Linked DNA regions of Homo sapiens: region 2 is linked to region 1. Evidence: read pairs that join two places in POLR2A ChIA-PET (ENCODE). Cell type or tissue: PC-9. All regions are shown on one strand. Links, peaks and the distances in the headings refer to the core of each region. The heading gives the core; the rest is flanking DNA. Region 1 overlaps PRORP (protein only RNase P catalytic subunit). Region 2 has its middle 8.6 kb from the start of NFKBIA.

Region 1 (8,232 bases), core at 233-8,232:
ATTGGATAAGAAAAACAGCTTATACCATGGTAGCATATAACAGTTTACAGATCACTTCTGCAGTGTTTATCTCACTTAATCATAGGTTCAAGATTTTATTAATATTTGGGGAGATGGTTTATATCATAATGAAAATCATATCTTTTATTCTGACTTCCATCCCCCTGTTTGGTATGGCCATGCAGATTTTTTTTTTTTTTCATTTTGGAGTTTTTTTGAGACAGGGTCTCACTTTGTCACCCAGGCTGGAGTGCAGTGACACAAACATAGCTTACTGCAGCCTCAGACTCCTGGCCTCAAGCAGTCCTCTCACCTCAGCTTCCCAAGTAGCTGGGATTATAGGCATGCGCCACCATGCCTAGCTAATGTAAAAAAAAAAAATTTTTGTAGAGATGGGGTCTCACTGTGTTGCCCAGGTTAGTTTCTAACTCCTGGCCTCAAGCAGTTCTCCTGCCTCAACCCATGTAGAAGTTTTTGATAGAAAAACAGCAATTATGTAAACTTTTCTTGACATACTTAGCCTGCCAATTAAGAAGAAAACCTCCATCTCTGCTAACGTGGTGTTTCCACCCCTTTTTATTACTTAATTTTTGCTTGGCCCATAGTAAGTCCTTGCCAGAGCATGGTAAAATCTGGCAACGTCCCAAACTGTTTCTACCATTCCTTCTCCTTCCTCTTTTTTTTTGAGACAGAATCTTTCTTCGTTGCCAGGCTGGAGTGCAGTGGCATGATCTTGGCTCACTGCAACCTCCACCTCCCAGGTTCAAGTGATTCTCCTGCCTCAGCCTCCTGAGTAGCTGGGACTACAGATGCATGCCACCACGACCGGCTAATTTTTTTGTATTTTTAGTAGAGGCGGGGTTTCACCATGTTAGCCAGGATGGTCTTGGTCTCCTGACCTCATGATCTGCCCGCCTCAGCCTACCAAAGTGCTGGGATTGCAGGCATGAGCCACTGCGCCCAGCCCTCCTTCCTCTTTTACAACAGGTAGGAGTTCCATTCCAAGGTTCTGGATTTTTGGACTCATTCTCTTAATCTCTTTCAGTTTTAAGAAATCCATCTCTCTTCTGTGCTCTCAAACTTCAGTTTCCCCTTTTCTTTTCATTCGTCAACCCATTCGGCAAATACTTATTGATCATCATAAGCATCAGGCCCTGTTTTTTGCGCCAGGGATACACCAATGAATTAAGTAGAGAAAACTCCCTTCACTCATGGAGCTAACATTGTTTCTGATAGGTACTTACCATCGGCTACGGCATTGCATAACTCTAGAGTATTATTTTTCTACATCTCTCTTCCTAATAAATATATGAATTGTAACTTTGTCTCTAGAATTGTTGTAGAGACAATGAATATTGCCTCTAGAGTTGTTCAGTGCACAGCCAGCTTAGTTCTATACAGTAGTCTTATCTACTGTGCTTAATTAGGATGTCTGTCAAAACTAATTTCCTATAGTAAAATCAGTCAGCTTCCACATTCTAACAATTGCCAACGTGCAATCCCTTCGTTTAAGAAAAGCATGCAGTCCTCTCCATGGTGCAAGGGTGGAAGAGGATTTTGTGGAGAAATCATCCTTTGTATTTCCTCAGATTACCTGTGTTAGGCCACCCTAAAATTTGCTTGTTGCTTCTTTCTTTACCTTCTACAGTATTGAAGGATTTTTTTCCTTTGTCTTTGAGTAGTTCTCTAATTTTTTTCGTTTCCTTTTTTTTTCCCTGCACAGAAAAACTATGTTCACATTTCTTTTCCCTTACAATGATCACAGCATGTGTTTTTCCTGAGCTCTGCAGTGGTTCTTCCACCTTGATTTATGTTCAGTAAATGTGCAATTGGTAAGAAGTCTGTGCTCTGCATTTTGAAGGCAAAGTTACAATTCATATATTTATTAGGAAGAGAGATGTAGAAAAATAATACCATTAGATTCCATTATAATATTTTCTTGCTTCGTGACTCTGCTCAGTCCTCTTAAGTTTGTTAAAGCTCAGGCTTTCCTTATGATCAAAATATGGATCTGAAAAACACTTATTAATACTACTTACTCTACTCCCTTATATAGAAAATAACTTTGAATTTGTCTAAGAAATCATGTCAAGACGCATCTTTCAATGAAATGTGTGCTCGAAGAGAGTAATTCTTTGTGCATGTAGGGTTGGAAAAGGTGAGAAGTATGTTTACTTGCACGTCATTGTAGTTGAAATCAGATGGAAAGGTTTAGAGATTGTGCAATTAGGGAATGTTTTCTACCCACAGATTCTGTAGCCGTGTGTTTCACATTCATTAACAATTAGGCCCAAGGATACTTGGATTCGCATCTGCTTTGGAAACTATTTTTTCCAAATACTGTGTTTCCTAGATCTTTACTGAAATGATCAACATTAGGTATGAACTGCACCAACTTTCCTCTTTAAGATAGCTTTGTTTGTCCTTTGATCTTTTCTGTCCATGTTCAGCCTCTTAAAACCATCTCTGCTGCAAATGTCATTTATATGATGCAGTAAGACACTCTTTCAAATAATTTTTGGATGTATGCTAATCATATATGAGACACAAAGGCTCCTACGCCCCTAGCCTTACTTCCCTCTTGGCACTTTTACTTACTTCATTTTTTTTTAGACTTCAAATGTGATTAACTCTCTCAAATCCTTTCTTTCCTCTTTCAACTGTTGTTCCTTTTTTTTTTTTTTTTTTAAGAGTAAGGGTCTCACTGTGTCACCCAGTTTGGAGTGCAGTGGTGTGATCATAGCTTACTGTAGCCTCTGAACTCCTGGGCTCAAGTAATCCTCCCACCCAGCTCCCAGAGTAGCTGAGACTGCAAGCACACACCACCATGCCCAACTAATTTTTTTTTTAATGTTTTTGTAGAGACAGAATCTCGCTTTGTTTCCCAGGCTGGTCTCAAACTCCTGGCTTCAAGTGATCCTCCCACCTTGGCCTCCCAAAGTGCTGGGATTACAGGCATGAGCCACCACACCTGTTCCCTATTTTTAATATCTTATAACTGAATGCTTTAATCCTGCAACTTAAGATACATCTTCACTGCTTAATTGAAATGGCACTCTTTCAATGTTACCAGTAACCTCCAAGGGGAAATGGAAGCTAATATTTTTTGAAGGAAAATTTGTATTATTTTAATTATTTTTATGTACAGAAAACTCAACAGTGTACATTTAACTCAGTTTAGTGGAAAGTTCTTTAGCCTTTGCCTTTTCGAGCTTGGTGATGCGAGCCACAGACTTGGGACCCAGGACATTGCCTCCCTAGTGATGGCGGATTTCATCATATCTGTCATTGTAATTGGTCCTGATAGCTTCCACCAGCTTAGCCAAAGTGTCTTTGTCTTCCGAGTTAACCTGTGTAAAGTTGACAGTGGTGCAGGTCTTCCTGTGGACTAGATGTCCCAGTCTTGCCTTCCCCTTGATAATGCAGTAAGGGACCCCCATTTTATGACACAAGGCAAGCAGGAAGACAACTAGCTTGATGGGATCCACTTCATGTGCAGTCACCACCAGCTGAGCCTTCTTGTTCTCCTCCAAGGTGGTGATGGTGTTAACTCCTGCTCGAAGGACAGGTGGTCTTTTAGTGGGGACGTCCCCTTTGCCAGCAGCTTTCTTCTTGGCCTGGACAAACAGCCTCTGCTTCTTCTCTTGGGAAGCTAATATTTTTTAGTACCTTCTGTAGACCAAGCAAAAGTTGCCAATGCTAGACACTTGTATATGGAGTACCTCATTTAATTCTTACAGCTGTTATTGGTATTACCTCCTTAAGAATGTGGAAACTAGCCAGGCGTGGTGGCTCATGCCTGTGATCCCAGCATTTTGGGAGGCCGAGGTGGTGGATTGCTTGAGCTCAGGATTTTGAGACCAGCCTGGGCAAGGTGACAAAACCCATCTCTACCAAAAAAACAAACAAAAAAACACCACAAAAAACAGAAAACAAAAAATTAGCCAGGCAGAGTGATACACACATATAGTCCCAGCTACTGGGGAGGCTGAGGTGGGAGGACATCTTGAGCCCAGGAGGCGGAGGTTGCATTGAGCCGAGATTGTGCCACTGCACTCCAACCTGGGCAACACAGCAAGACCCCATCTCCAAAAAAAAAAAAAAAAAAAAAAGCATAAGGAAACTAAGACCCAGAAAAGGTTAAGTAACTTGTCTCATAGCTAGTAAATGGCAAAGTAACAGGATTAGACATGTCTCATTCCAAATTCCTTGTTCTTTCCCGTGTAACACACTGTTCTTTATATTTTAACCTACTGATCTATTTATCTGTTTTCTTGAAATACCATGGTAGACTCTTTGAGACATGCTTTTCTGATTCTCTTGGATCTCCATTGCTTTAATCACTAACTCATAAATAGCTAGCTTGCTCTAGTTTCTGTCCTCCTCATCTAAACCTCTCAAAAGACTGGTATACAATTCTTTTCTTGCTACCCATTTGCTCCCTAACCCCTAAGCCCACTGAAGTCTGGCTTAGTCTCCATCATTGCATTGAAAATGCTCTCCCTCAGGACAGCAGTAACTTCCTAATTGCCAGTTTTGATGAACATATTTTAGTCTTTATCACTCTTTTTCTGCATTTAATACTTTATAGATTCCTTTCTTCTTGAAATTGTCTATGTCTTTGAATTCTGTGACTTCACATTCTTATCCTTCTCATTACACTCTCTGACCATTCCTTGTTCTCTCTTGTTTTTGAACTTCCCTTCCTTCTCTTACTCCTTAAATGTTGGTGTTCTCTGATGTTCTATCTCTGCATCTTTACCTTAGACAGGTACTTGAAACTAAATACTGTATGTCCAAAACTGAACTTGCCATCTTCCTGCCAGACATCTACACCAATAGGTGGTACCAAATGTTCACCAAGTCTTGCCAATTTTACCTCCTAATTATTTCTCTCTCTCTCTCATCTTCTTTCTTTCTCTCTCTTTCTCCTTCTTTCTTTCATTTTTCTTTTCTTTCTTTTCTTTCCTTTCTTCCTCCCTCCCTCCTTCCCTCCTTCACTCCTTCCTTCCCTCCTTCTCTTCCTTCCTTCTCTTCCTTCCTTTCCTTCCCTTCCTTCCTTTCCTTCCTTCCTTCCTTCTCTCTCTCTCTCTCTTTCTCTCTCTCGACAGAGTCTTGCTCTGTCACCCAGGCTACAGTGCAGTGGCGCCATCACAGCTCACTGCAGCCTTGACCTCCTAGGCTGAAATGATCCTCCTGCCTCTGCATCCTGAGTAGCTGGGACCACAGACGTGCGCCACCACATCCAACTAATTTTTAAATTTTTCGTAGAGACAAAGTCTCCCTATGTTGCCCAGGCGGATCTCAAACTCCCAGACTCAAGCGATCCTCCCACCTAGACCTCCCAAAGTGCTGGGGTTACAGGCATCAACCACTATGCCCAGCTCTGTTTCTCAAATCCATTCTTTTCTCTTCTTCTTTTACCATATCTTTCTCATCAGATCCTTGTTAGTACCTGCTTAAATCCCTATCATAGCCTCCTAACTGGTTTCTCATCTTCAGTTTTGTTTCTTTCAAATCTATCCTCTTCCACAGGCAAAAATGACCATGTAACTTAAATCAATTTACAGTTAATGTTTTGACTAGGGAGATATCTGAATATATTAAAATATTTATAGTTCCCCTTTCCAATTTTGCCTTTTCACCTTCTTAAACTTCTATTTTTTATTTGAGACAGCGTCTTGCTCTGTTGCCCAGACTGGAGTACAGTGGTGCTATCTCGGCTCACTGCAACCTCTGCCTCCCGGGTACAAGAGATTCTCCTGCCTCAGCCTCCGCTGGGACTACAGGCGTATGCCACCAAGCCCGGCTAATTTTTTTTGTATTTCTAGTAGAGACGGGGTTTCACTGTGTTAGCCAGGATGGTCTTGATCTCCTGACCTTGTGCTCCACCCACCTCGGCCTCCCAAAGTGCTGGGATTACAGGCATGAGCCACCGTGCCTGGCCTTAAATTTTTAAATTAGATATAATATCTGTTCATTAAGTCAAACAAACAAAACTCTAAATACAGTGCACATAGCCATTCTAAGTTAACACATCTTTTTTTTTTTTCTCTGCGTTTTATGTGAAGGGCCAGAAACCAAACACTGTATTAAAGGTGGGCACTGTGCTTAAACAATCCTATGAAGAAATTAGATTCTCATTTTACAAATGAGAAAACTGAGGTGCAATTAAGTCACTTCCCTGAATCGTTAATAAAAGTAACAGATTCAGAATTGAAATGCCAATCTGACACCAAAGTCTGTGGTCTTTTACCGTGCCGCACTATCATGCCCTGTGGTATGCATTTGTAATTCCCAAACCCACATATCTAGACCGCCCCTCACTGGGTAGTTCTCTGGATTTGTTTACACCTGTAGGTTTGGACAGCCTACCAATGCCAGAAATTAGGATTTGGAGGATGAGTATGTATAGGAAAATGACACAAAGAAAGCCAGGTTGTAGGAAAGTTAACCTGGCAATGTCACAGGAGAAACAGCATTGAAAGACCAACCAAAAGACCTAATGACATCTTGAACTAAAGTGATGACAGTGGAATCTAAAAAAGAGGAAAAGAATGTGCTTAAAGGAATGAAAGTCTAGGACTTTGGGAAAAATATGTCAACTCTGTTGTCATTAAACCTCTTAATTCTCTTAAAATCTTAACCTTTTTAAGATTAAGATTCATTAAGTGAAACAAACAAAACTCTTTAAATACAGTGCACATAGCCATTCTAAGTTAACACGTCTTTTTTTCTCTGCATTTTATCTGAAGGGCCAGAAACCAAATACTCTTATTAAAGCTGGACACTGTGCTTAAGCAGTCCTATGAAGTAAGGCATATCAAAGCTTTTTTAAGGCATCACAAGGCTATATATAAATGTATGACATTGTGCTTTTACAGCCTAACAATAACAACACGTAGTCTTTTACAGCTTATAGAGTCCTTTCATTAATATTAAGTGATTTGATCCTCACACATCCCTATGGACTAAGTGTTGTATTTTTCTTACTTTACATATAAGGAAACTGGCTTAAAAGGCTGTGACTTGCCCAGAGGTAACAGCTCTCAAAACACTACACTAGGCCAGGTGTGGTGGTGGCTCACGGCTATAATCCTAGCACTTTAGGAGGCGAGGCGGGCGGATCTCTTGAGGTCAGGAGTTCAAAACCAGCCTGGCCAACATGGTGAAACCCCGTCTCTACTAAAAATACAAAAAAATTAGCCAGGTGTGGTGGCAGGTGCCTGTAATCCCAGCGACTTGGGAGGCTGAGGCAGGAAAACCCAGAGGCGGAGGTTGCAATGAGCCAAGATTGCAACACCGCACTCCAGCCTGGGTGACAGAGTAAGACTCCGTCTCAAGAAAAAAAAAAAAAAAACAAACTACACTAAATCCACTTCCTATGCTTTCTCCAGAGATGTCTGCTTCCCTAAAAACAAACAATATTTTTTCAAAGTACATGATCAAGGTGGAGCCCCTTTTCTCCTCAGCATTTGAATACCAGCTTATAATTAAGAGTTTATTAGATCAGGCAACGAGCTGGTGAAGAACAAGAACAGACTACTGTATAGTGTTCATAAAATTAGATGGCTGGTCTAAATTTTAGAAACAAGATTCTCGTGACCTTTGACAGGTTACATGTACATGACACATTGTTTCTTTGGCATTTCAGACGTTGCCTGCAAGCATTCTGTGAATGAAGCCATACCAGTGTCATGCCAAATCATGAACTGTCCTGCCCTGTACAACTAAAGAAAACCAAGGGTCTTCTGCTCTGGCCTCTATAGAATAAATTAGAAAAGTTGGCTGGGCACGGTGCCCCATGCTTGTAATCCCAGCACTTTGGGAGGCAGAGGCGGGCAGATCACCTGCGGTCAAGAGTTTGAGACCAGCCTGGCCAACATGGTGAAACCTTGTCTCTACTAAAAATACAAAAATTAGCCAGGCGTGGTGGCGTGCGCCTGTAGTCCCAGCTACTCAGGAGGCTGAGACAGGAAAATCGCTTGAACCTGGAAGGCGGAGGTTGCAGTGAGTGGAGATCATGCCACTGCACTCCAACCTGGGTGACAGAGTAAGACTCCATCTCAAAAAAAAAAAAAAAAGAAGAAGAAATTAGAAAAGATGTTGAAGAGCTTAGTAGGAATGTTGTACTGATTGGAATTAGAGTTGGTGGTTCATCAATCATTTCACTACCACCAAAGTTATGCCAGTTTCCTTGCATTCTGCATATACACATTTTTATTTTAGCAT
Region 2 (8,401 bases), core at 89-8,088, 160 kb after region 1:
ACATGCACCTGGGATCCCACACACTCGGAAGGCTGAGGTGGGAGGATCATTTAAGCCCAGGAGGCTGAGGCTGCAGTGAGCCATGATTGTGCCACTGCACTCTAGCCTAGGTGACAGAGTGAGACCCTATCTCCAAAATGAAAAAAAGAAAAAAAAACCCTCCTGGGATAGTATCCTGAGCTGGGACCAGAGCTACCTGGAGCCTCTTTGCCAGCAGCCAAGTCTTGGGTGTCAAGATGGCACCTAAGGCTATTACAATGAACTGAATGTTAGTGTCCCTTCAAAATCCATATGTTGAAATCTGAATCCCCAAGGTGATGGTGTCAGGTGGGGCCTTGGGAAGTGATTAGGTCATAAGGATGGAGCCCTCCTGAATGGGATTAGTTCCCTTATAGAAGAAGCCCCAGCAAGCTAGCTGGCCCTTTCCACCACGTGCAGACACAGCAAGAAGGCCTCATCTTCAAATAGAAAAGCTGGCCCTCACCAGACACAGAATCTGCTAGCATCTTGATCTTGGACTTTGCAGCCTCCAAAACTGTGGCAAAATAAATTTCTTTCTTTCTTTTTTTTTTTTTCTTTTTGAGACAGAGTCTTGCCCTGTCACCCAGGCTGGAGTGCAATGGTGCGATCTCGGATCACTGCAACCTCCGCCTCCCAGGTTCAAGCACTTCTCCTGCTTCAGCCTCCCAAATAGCTGGGATTATAGGCTCGTGCCACCATGCCCGGCTAATTTTTTGTATCTTTAGTAGAGACAGGGTTTCACCATGTTGGCCAGGCTGGTCTTGAACTCCTGACCTCGTGATCTGCCCACCCTGGCCTCCCAAAGTGCTGGGATTACAGGGGTGAGCCACCACGCCCAGCCGGAGAAATAAATTTCTATTGTTCATAAGCAACCCAGTCTATGGAATTCGGCTGTAGCAGCCTGAACAGTCTAAGACAGCTGTGCTCATGCCATTTCCTATGGACTTACAGCATCTGTCACTTACTTTTCACACACTCCTATGAGGTATCTTTTCAATGTTTCCTATGAGAAAAATTTTACACAATAGAAACAGTAGCAAATGACTTCTCAGAGTAAAATAAGTTTATTTGGTGGCCAGGGCCATGTAAGATTAACACCAGCTGCACTGGAAAATGGCAGCTGTTGAGAAGCCTTGAACATCTTCAGTAAAATGAGGAGGCTCACCCTGACCAGTCTGGGAACAAAGAGCTTTGGAGCCAAAGGGAGCAGGTTTGAGTCCCAGAATGGCCACTTTTCTTGGTTTCATCACCTCAGACAAGTTACCAAGCCTCTTTGAACCTTGGTTTCCTCAATAATGTCCCCCTGTGATGATCACATATGCCTGGCATATAGTCATTGTTTCATAAATGACACCTACTACCATTATTATTCACCCATAGCTGGATTAGCTGGGTCCTCTGCAGTGTGAATTATAGTGTGATGGGATTGGAGCTAAGGCTCGTCAGTGATAGGTGAGATTCTAAAACAGGTAAGGCTTGTTTTTTTGTTTGTTTGTTTTTTGAGACCGAGTCTCGCTCTGTCGCCCAGGCTGGAGTGCAGTGGTGGATCTCAGCTCACCGCAACCTCCGCCTCCTGGGTTCAAGCGATTCTCCTGCCTCAGCCTCCCAAGTGGCGGGGATTACAGGCGCCCGCCACCAAGCCCAGCTAATTTGTTGTCTTTTTTTAAGTAGAGACGGGGTTTCACCGTGTTAGCCAGGATGGTTTCGATCTCCTGACCTTGTGATCCGCCTGCCTCGCCCTCCCAAAGCACTGGGATTACAGGCGTGAGCCACCCAGACTGGCCCGAGGCTTGTTTTTTAATGCACCCCTCCTCCATGCTCCCTGTCCTGCTTAGCAGACCTCCAACATTGTCGTGGGTCCATTTCCTGAATTTTTAACTTTTTAAATGTGTTGAAAGATACTTGACATGTGTCCTAGCCCTCAGGTCTTTAGGCCTAATGACTAGTCAGATTGAGGCAGAAACTATCCCCTTCCACCTCCAAGTTTATTGTCTGCATTAACATGACTTTTTTTCTCCCACTGTCTTTGGTACAATAACTTTACTATTCCAAGAGTCTCTTGCCCAGGCAAATAACTTCATTGTTTATTACAGGAATTTCCCAAGAGGCCCATCAACTCTTCAATAGGCGAGCTTTATTTAATAGAAGCATCAACAGACATTTCACACCTAAGACATTTCAAACCCCTCGCCTAGCTGTTGCCACCAACCTGAAACTACTGTATCATTATCTCCCCCAATCCCAAGCAAGCCCCTGCATTGAAAGGCCCTCCTTAAACCAATCTTGAAATTCTCAGTGAGATCCTAGCCTCTCCACTTCCCCTGGCAGCCGCGATGGAGGCTCTGTGCAGGGGCTATTCTCTCCCCTCCATAAGCAATGAACTCAGCTCTGCCTTCCACCATCTTCCCAGAACAGAAATTCTGGTGCGCTCCTTCCAGAAAGTCCTTTCGGTGTGACTGACCCAATCTGAGGAGCCGTGAAAGCCAGGAGGGGAGGTCCCAGGGCCAGGTTGGCTCTGGGTGTCCTTTCCATTCTTCCCTGTGTGTGGAGCTGGTCCCGCTGTGGGGACCATGGGTAGAGGGCAACGTGCACAAGAGCCCCTTGAGGACATCCTTGCTGCACACATTTCAGGCCTGGGAAGTTGTGCACACACAGACAGAACCCTTCATGGTCAGTCTGCTGGGGGTACTGTTATTCCCGGTTCTAGCCTCTAAGAAATGAAAGCTTCCACTCCCGTTTGACTTGTAGATTGCAGGATATTTGTGTGTCCAAGGCTTGAGTCTCTCTTTCAAACCAGAGGTTTACTCTGTGTTTTGAGAAAAGAATGACTGAATTTATGTACACGGAAGAGTCTATAGAGCCAGCTGTCCAGTAGCTAGGAAACATACAGTGGGCCACGTGGCAAGGTCCTGCCTTGGGAAATTGCCTCTCAATGACGGAGGTGGGAAGGCCTGCGAAGGAGAATGTTAAAAATCAACTTGAAACTAAGTTGGTATTAAAACACTTCACCTGAAAGAAGTTCATTCATTGATCCTTAAAAAGTTGCATTTGCGGCTGGGCGCGGTAGCTCACGCCTGTAATCCCAGCACTTTGGGAGGCCGAGGCAGGCAGATCACAAGGTCAGGAGATCGAGACCATCCTGGCGAATATGGTGACACCCCACCTCTCCTAAAAATACAAAAAAAAATTAGCCGGGTGTGGTGGCGGGCACCTGTAGTCCCAGCTACTCGGAATGGCGTGAACCCGGGAGATGGAACTTGCAGTGAGCAGAGATAGCGCCACCGCACTCTAGCCTGGGCGACAGAGCAAGACTCCGTCTCAAAAAAAAAAAAAAAAAAAAAAAAAAAAGTTGCATTTGCTTGTTTGTTTGGGGCATCCCCAGAGATGAATATTAAAATACTGTTAAGTTTTTAAAAGTCTGACCAAAATGTTTAATGTGGTGACTTTGGGTAGACCTGAGCCTCGGTGAGAACCAAACCCAGACCACACAACTGGAAACTCCTGGAAGTAGACGCGCCTCACTTCCTTAATTTAGCACCTTATGAAACAATAGTAAAGATTTCAGCCGGGCGCGGTGGCTCAAGTCTGTAATCCCAGTACTTTGGGAGGCCGAGGCGGGCGGATCACGAGGTTAGGAGATCGAAACCATCCTGGCTAACACGGCGAAACCTGGTGTCTACTAAAAATACAAAAAATTAGCCTGGTGTGGTGGTGGGCACCTGTAGTCCCAGCAATTCCGGAGGCTGAGGCAGGAGAAGGGCGTGAACCCAGGAGGCGGAGTTTGCAGTGAGCCGAGATCGCTCCGCTGCACTCCAGGCTGGGCGACAGAGTGAGACTCTGTCTCAAAAAAAAAAAAAAAGATTTCAGAGAAGATGAAGTAGGATACCTGTCTGAGTCCCACAGGATTGTTCAGTTTACTGGGGTCTCCTGAGGTCTCAGAACTTGCATTTTCTGCATTATTATATAGTTTCCATGAGACAGTATTTCCATTAACATAAAACATCAGAAATTCAAACCATCCTTTGTAATATTTGCCCAGTTTTGGTAGTATAGCAACAGATACATAAGGAACATATTGACGATTGATGACCTGAAAACACTTTTGTTAATTCCTGTGTGTGCTTGGTAGCTGCTGCTTTTTTTTTTTTTTTTTTTTCCCTGACTGGGCTTTGCTCTGTTGCCCGGGCTGGCACCATCTTGGCTCACTGCAACCTCCACCTCCTGGGCTCAAGCAATCTTACCGCCTCAGCCTCCTGAGTAGCTGGTGTCAGGCCTCTGAGCCCAGGCCAGGCCGTCGCATCCCCTGTGACTTGCACGTATACATCCAGATGGCCTGAAGTAACTGAAGATCCACAAAAGAAGTAAAAACAGCCTCAACTGATGACATTCCACCATTGTGATTTGTTCCTGCCCCACCCTAACTGATCAATGTACTTTGTAATCTCCCCCACCCTTAAGAAGGTACTTTGTAGTCTCCCCCACCCTTAAGAAGGTTCTTTGTAATTCTCCCCACCCTTGAGAATGTACTTTGTGAGATCCACCCCTGCCCACCAGAGAACAACCCCCTTTGACTGTAATTTTCCATTACCTTCCCAAATCCTATAAAACGGCCCCACCCCTATCTCCCTTCGCTGACTCTCTTTTCGGACTCAGCCCGCCTGCACCCAGGTGAAATAAACAGCCATTTTGCTCACACAAAGCCTGTTTGGTGGTCTCTTCACACGGACGTGCATGAAAGCTGGGACTGCAGGTGCGCACCACCACTCCCAGCTAATTTTTTGTATTTTTGCAGAGATGGGGTTTCACTGTGTTGTCCAGGCTGGTCTCGAACTCCTGGGCTCAAGCAGTCTGCACACCTCAGACTTCCAAAGTGCTCGGATAACAGGAGTGAGCCAGTGTGCCTGGCCTGGAAGCTGCTTTATCCCCAGGTTAGGAATATATACCTAGAGCCTGGCTCTGCCATTTACTGGCTGTGTGACCCAGGCTGACTTTCTTTCTTTCTTTCTTTTTTGTTTTTTGAGACAGAGTTTCACTCTTGTTGCCCAGGCTGGAGTGCAATGGCACGATCTCCACTCACTGCAACCTCTGCCTTCTGGATTCAAGTGATTCTCCTGCCTCAGTCTCCCAAGTAGCTGGGATTACAGGCACGTACCACCAGGCCTGGCTACTTTTTGTATTTTTAGTAGAGATGGGGTTTCACCATGTTGGCCAGGCTGATCTCAAACTCCTGACCTCTGGTGATCCGCCTGTCTCAGCCTCCCAAAGTGCTGGGATTACAGGTGTGAGCCACCGTGCCTGGCCTTAATGTATTTTTTTTTGTAGAGATGGGCTCTCCCTATATTTCCCAGGCTGGTCTTGACCTCCTGGGCTCAAATGATCCTCCTGCCTCAGCTTCTCAAAGTGCTGGGATTATAGGCATGAGCCCCCGCACCTGGTCACACTTACCTGGATTGCTGGCCGGTTTGTGGGCCTTGGCCCTATTTTCATGTCAGTGTTCAGAGTCCAGTCCTACTTGTCAATGACTCAGATTGGCTGATGCTGGGTCATACTTCCTGCCCCCTGTGAAAAGGGTGCCTGCCACAGTCACTTGGGGCATGGGATAAGATAATATAGTACTGGCAGGTAAATAGCTAACTGGAATATGAGCTCGGGTCCCGTCTCTCCCACCTGCACTCCGCGCTGGTGCCTGGGCTCAGCTCCCGTGCTATGGGCTTTCATCTCATCACGCCTTTCCATGCAGTTGTCTGTCTCCCTCTCCACCTAAGCAAGGAGCTCTTAGGGGCAGAGGCCATGACTTATTCCTCTTATTCCTGCCCTTGGCAGGAGGCCTGGAGAATAGTTCTTTTTGATGCAAATGAAGGAATGGGTTGGAGAGTCGTACTTCTCTAGGAGGGAAACACAGGTGAGGTCCAGTTTCAGTTTCTGTAATGCTCTCTTTCAATGGGGAAACAGCCTAGGATATTCTTGTCCAGGCACCAGAGGTTGGGGAATGTTTCTTGGGCATGTTTCAGACTGGAGTTCCACAACTCAGACTTTTCTTGCCAAATGAAATTTCAGCTACACTTAAGGCAAGTTAATGAAAATCTGGCAGAAAGCTGGGGGTGGGGGAGTGGGTGGGTACGGGGGTGGGAAGTCTTGGGGAAGGAAGACCCATCTGACAGACTCAATTCTGTCACCACTTAATCACTTCCAGTAGCAACTGAACTTTCCATGCAAATCCACCCAAGCTCCCAGCCTTCTGAATTTCCAGGCCCCAGGGGAAGGTCTTCAGATTGCTCAGACTAGTTTGTTCCCTCTTTAAAGAAAAATCCTTACTTTCTGGAAGGACTTGGTACACGTGGCCGCTACAGGAAATGTATCCTGATGGATAAGGCAGGCAGAAGGAATCAAGGAACTGAATTCAAGGAAGTTGCTGATGTGATATATTATTTCCCCCTCATATCACTTCCCCTTTCTCTAGGCACTCTTAGTCCTACCTGTCCCCACACAATCTGTAACTTCTTGGAGGAAATCAAAGTGCATTAAAGAAGACTCTCCGTCTGCTGGCCTGTTTACTTTGAGATCTTTTGCTCTTGTTTGCTTAGGAATTTGAAGATTTTCTACAGATTAGAATGTTTCCCTTCTAAAATTTTCCTTTAGGGAACTCCAGGCTCCAGTCACCCAACCAACAGGCAGGACAGAAAGATAATAAATTTAAAACAAAAAGAAAAGAAAAGCAGGGAGGGCTGGGTGTGGTGGGTCACACCTGTAATCCCAGGACTGTGGGAGGCCAAGGCAGGTGGATCACTTGAGGTCAGGAGTTCGAGACCAGCCTGGCCAACACGGCGAAACCCCATCTCCACTAAAAATATAAAAATTAGCCGGGTGTAGTGGTGTGCACCTGTAGTCCCAGCTACTCGGGAGGCTGAGGCAGGAGAATTGCTTGAACCCAGGAGGCGGAGGTTACAGTGAGCCGAGATCATGCCACTGCACTCCAGCCTGGGCAAGAGAGTGAGACCCTATCACACACACACAAAAAAAAGGTGGGGGGGGGGATGAGAAATGGGGAGAAGAGCTAGAGAGTAAGGAACCGGGGCAGCCTTCAGTGCTTAACTGGGCCCAGCTACCTCGAGATTTATGCAGATGACAGAACCTTTTCCAAGGTTTAGGACCTAGAAAGAAGAAAAGCTGAAGCCTAGAAAGGTGGGAGACTGGGCCCAAGTGGGTGAGAAGGGGCCCACCCTTGCTTGACCATGGAGGGTGACGCCCCTATGCAAGAGCTGGGCTCTAAGGAGGCTGGGGATGAGGGGGTGGCGCACAGCTTTGTCCTGTTTCTACAACCTAGCACAGAACTAGAGACAGCGTATGGGTGAATTGGCACAAATTTAACCCCTTTACAGAGGGAAGAAGAGTCACATTTGACTGAGTAGAAAGTACTAAGGGCATCGTTCCAAAATTGGGGAGCCAAGTTTCCAACCTTTGTTCTTTTGAGAATGAGGGTGGGGATATCACCCCACTCCCATCTTACCTCTCCCACTTAGCTGAGAGCTGAACCTAACTGACCTAATTCCTGTGGTAGGTCATTTAACACCTGTGTTGAGGTGCTTGGGGATGGACAAGGAATTTCAGGGAAGAACCCGGGCACTTTGACAGAGAATAAGACTGGTAGAGGGACCGCCAGTGCTGGGTTCCGGATGGACTAAGGCTACAGAAATGGAGCAGAGCTGGGCGCGGTGACTCACGCCTGAAATTCCAGCACTTTGGGAGGCTGAGGTGGGCAGATCACCTGAGGTCAGGAGTTCAAGACCAGCCTGGGCAACATGGTGAAACCCTGTCTCTACTAAAAATATAAAAATTAGCCAGGCGTGGTGGCAGGCACCTGTAATCCCAGCTACTCGGGAGGCTGAGGCACAGAGAATCGCTAGAACCCGGGAGGTGGAGGTTGCAGTGAGCTGAGATCATGCCACTGTACTCCAGCCTGGGCGACAGAGCAAGACTCCATCTCAAAAAAAAAAAAAAAAAAAAAAAAAGAAAGAGAAAGAATTGGGGCAGAATTGGCTTTAACCAGTCTGTAGTAACACTCCTTATATGTGGAAGACCACTAAATACTGGCTCCTTTTTGGTCCAAGGTGACCATATTCTTTTGACTTTGACATCGTTTGTGGATCAGGAAAGGGATAATGTAATAATTTTTTCTTAGGTATAAGTCAAAGACATGAATTGCATTTATACACTACTCTGCATTTTCTAGAATGCAATAACTTTACTTTTTCCTCAGAAATGTTTTGGCTGGGTGTGGTGGCTCAGACCTGTAATCCCAGTGCTTTGGGAGGCCATAGTGGGTGGATCTCTTGAGCCCAGGAGTTCCAGACCAGCCTGGGCAACATAGAGAAACCCTGTC

Evidence for each region. ChIA-PET counts read pairs that join two places held together with the same protein. Peaks named below come from ENCODE experiments on the same cell type or tissue, not always from the same donor. Only the 100,000 strongest peaks of a DNase experiment are listed, where the experiment ranks them.
Region 2: POLR2A ChIA-PET joins it to region 1 with 12 read pairs; 21 of 35 experiments call an interaction of 5 or more read pairs at or near these places.

The regions. Positions count from the first base shown.
Region 1 is chr14:35,232,007-35,240,238 of GRCh38, forward strand. All of the region lies in intron 5 of PRORP (protein only RNase P catalytic subunit), which reads left to right. All of the region lies in intron 5 of PRORP-PSMA6 (PRORP-PSMA6 readthrough), which reads left to right. It also overlaps the pseudogene RPL7AP3. Among named protein-coding and RNA genes, the nearest start is that of PSMA6, 56 kb to the right of the region's middle. In PC-9, for the core only: no CTCF peak of the experiment used is centred there; no DNase peak of the experiment used is centred there.
Region 2 is chr14:35,391,946-35,400,346 of GRCh38, forward strand. No RefSeq gene overlaps it. Among named protein-coding and RNA genes, the nearest start is that of NFKBIA, 8.6 kb to the right of the region's middle. In PC-9, for the core only: no CTCF peak of the experiment used is centred there; no DNase peak of the experiment used is centred there; H3K27ac peaks cover 1,631 bases.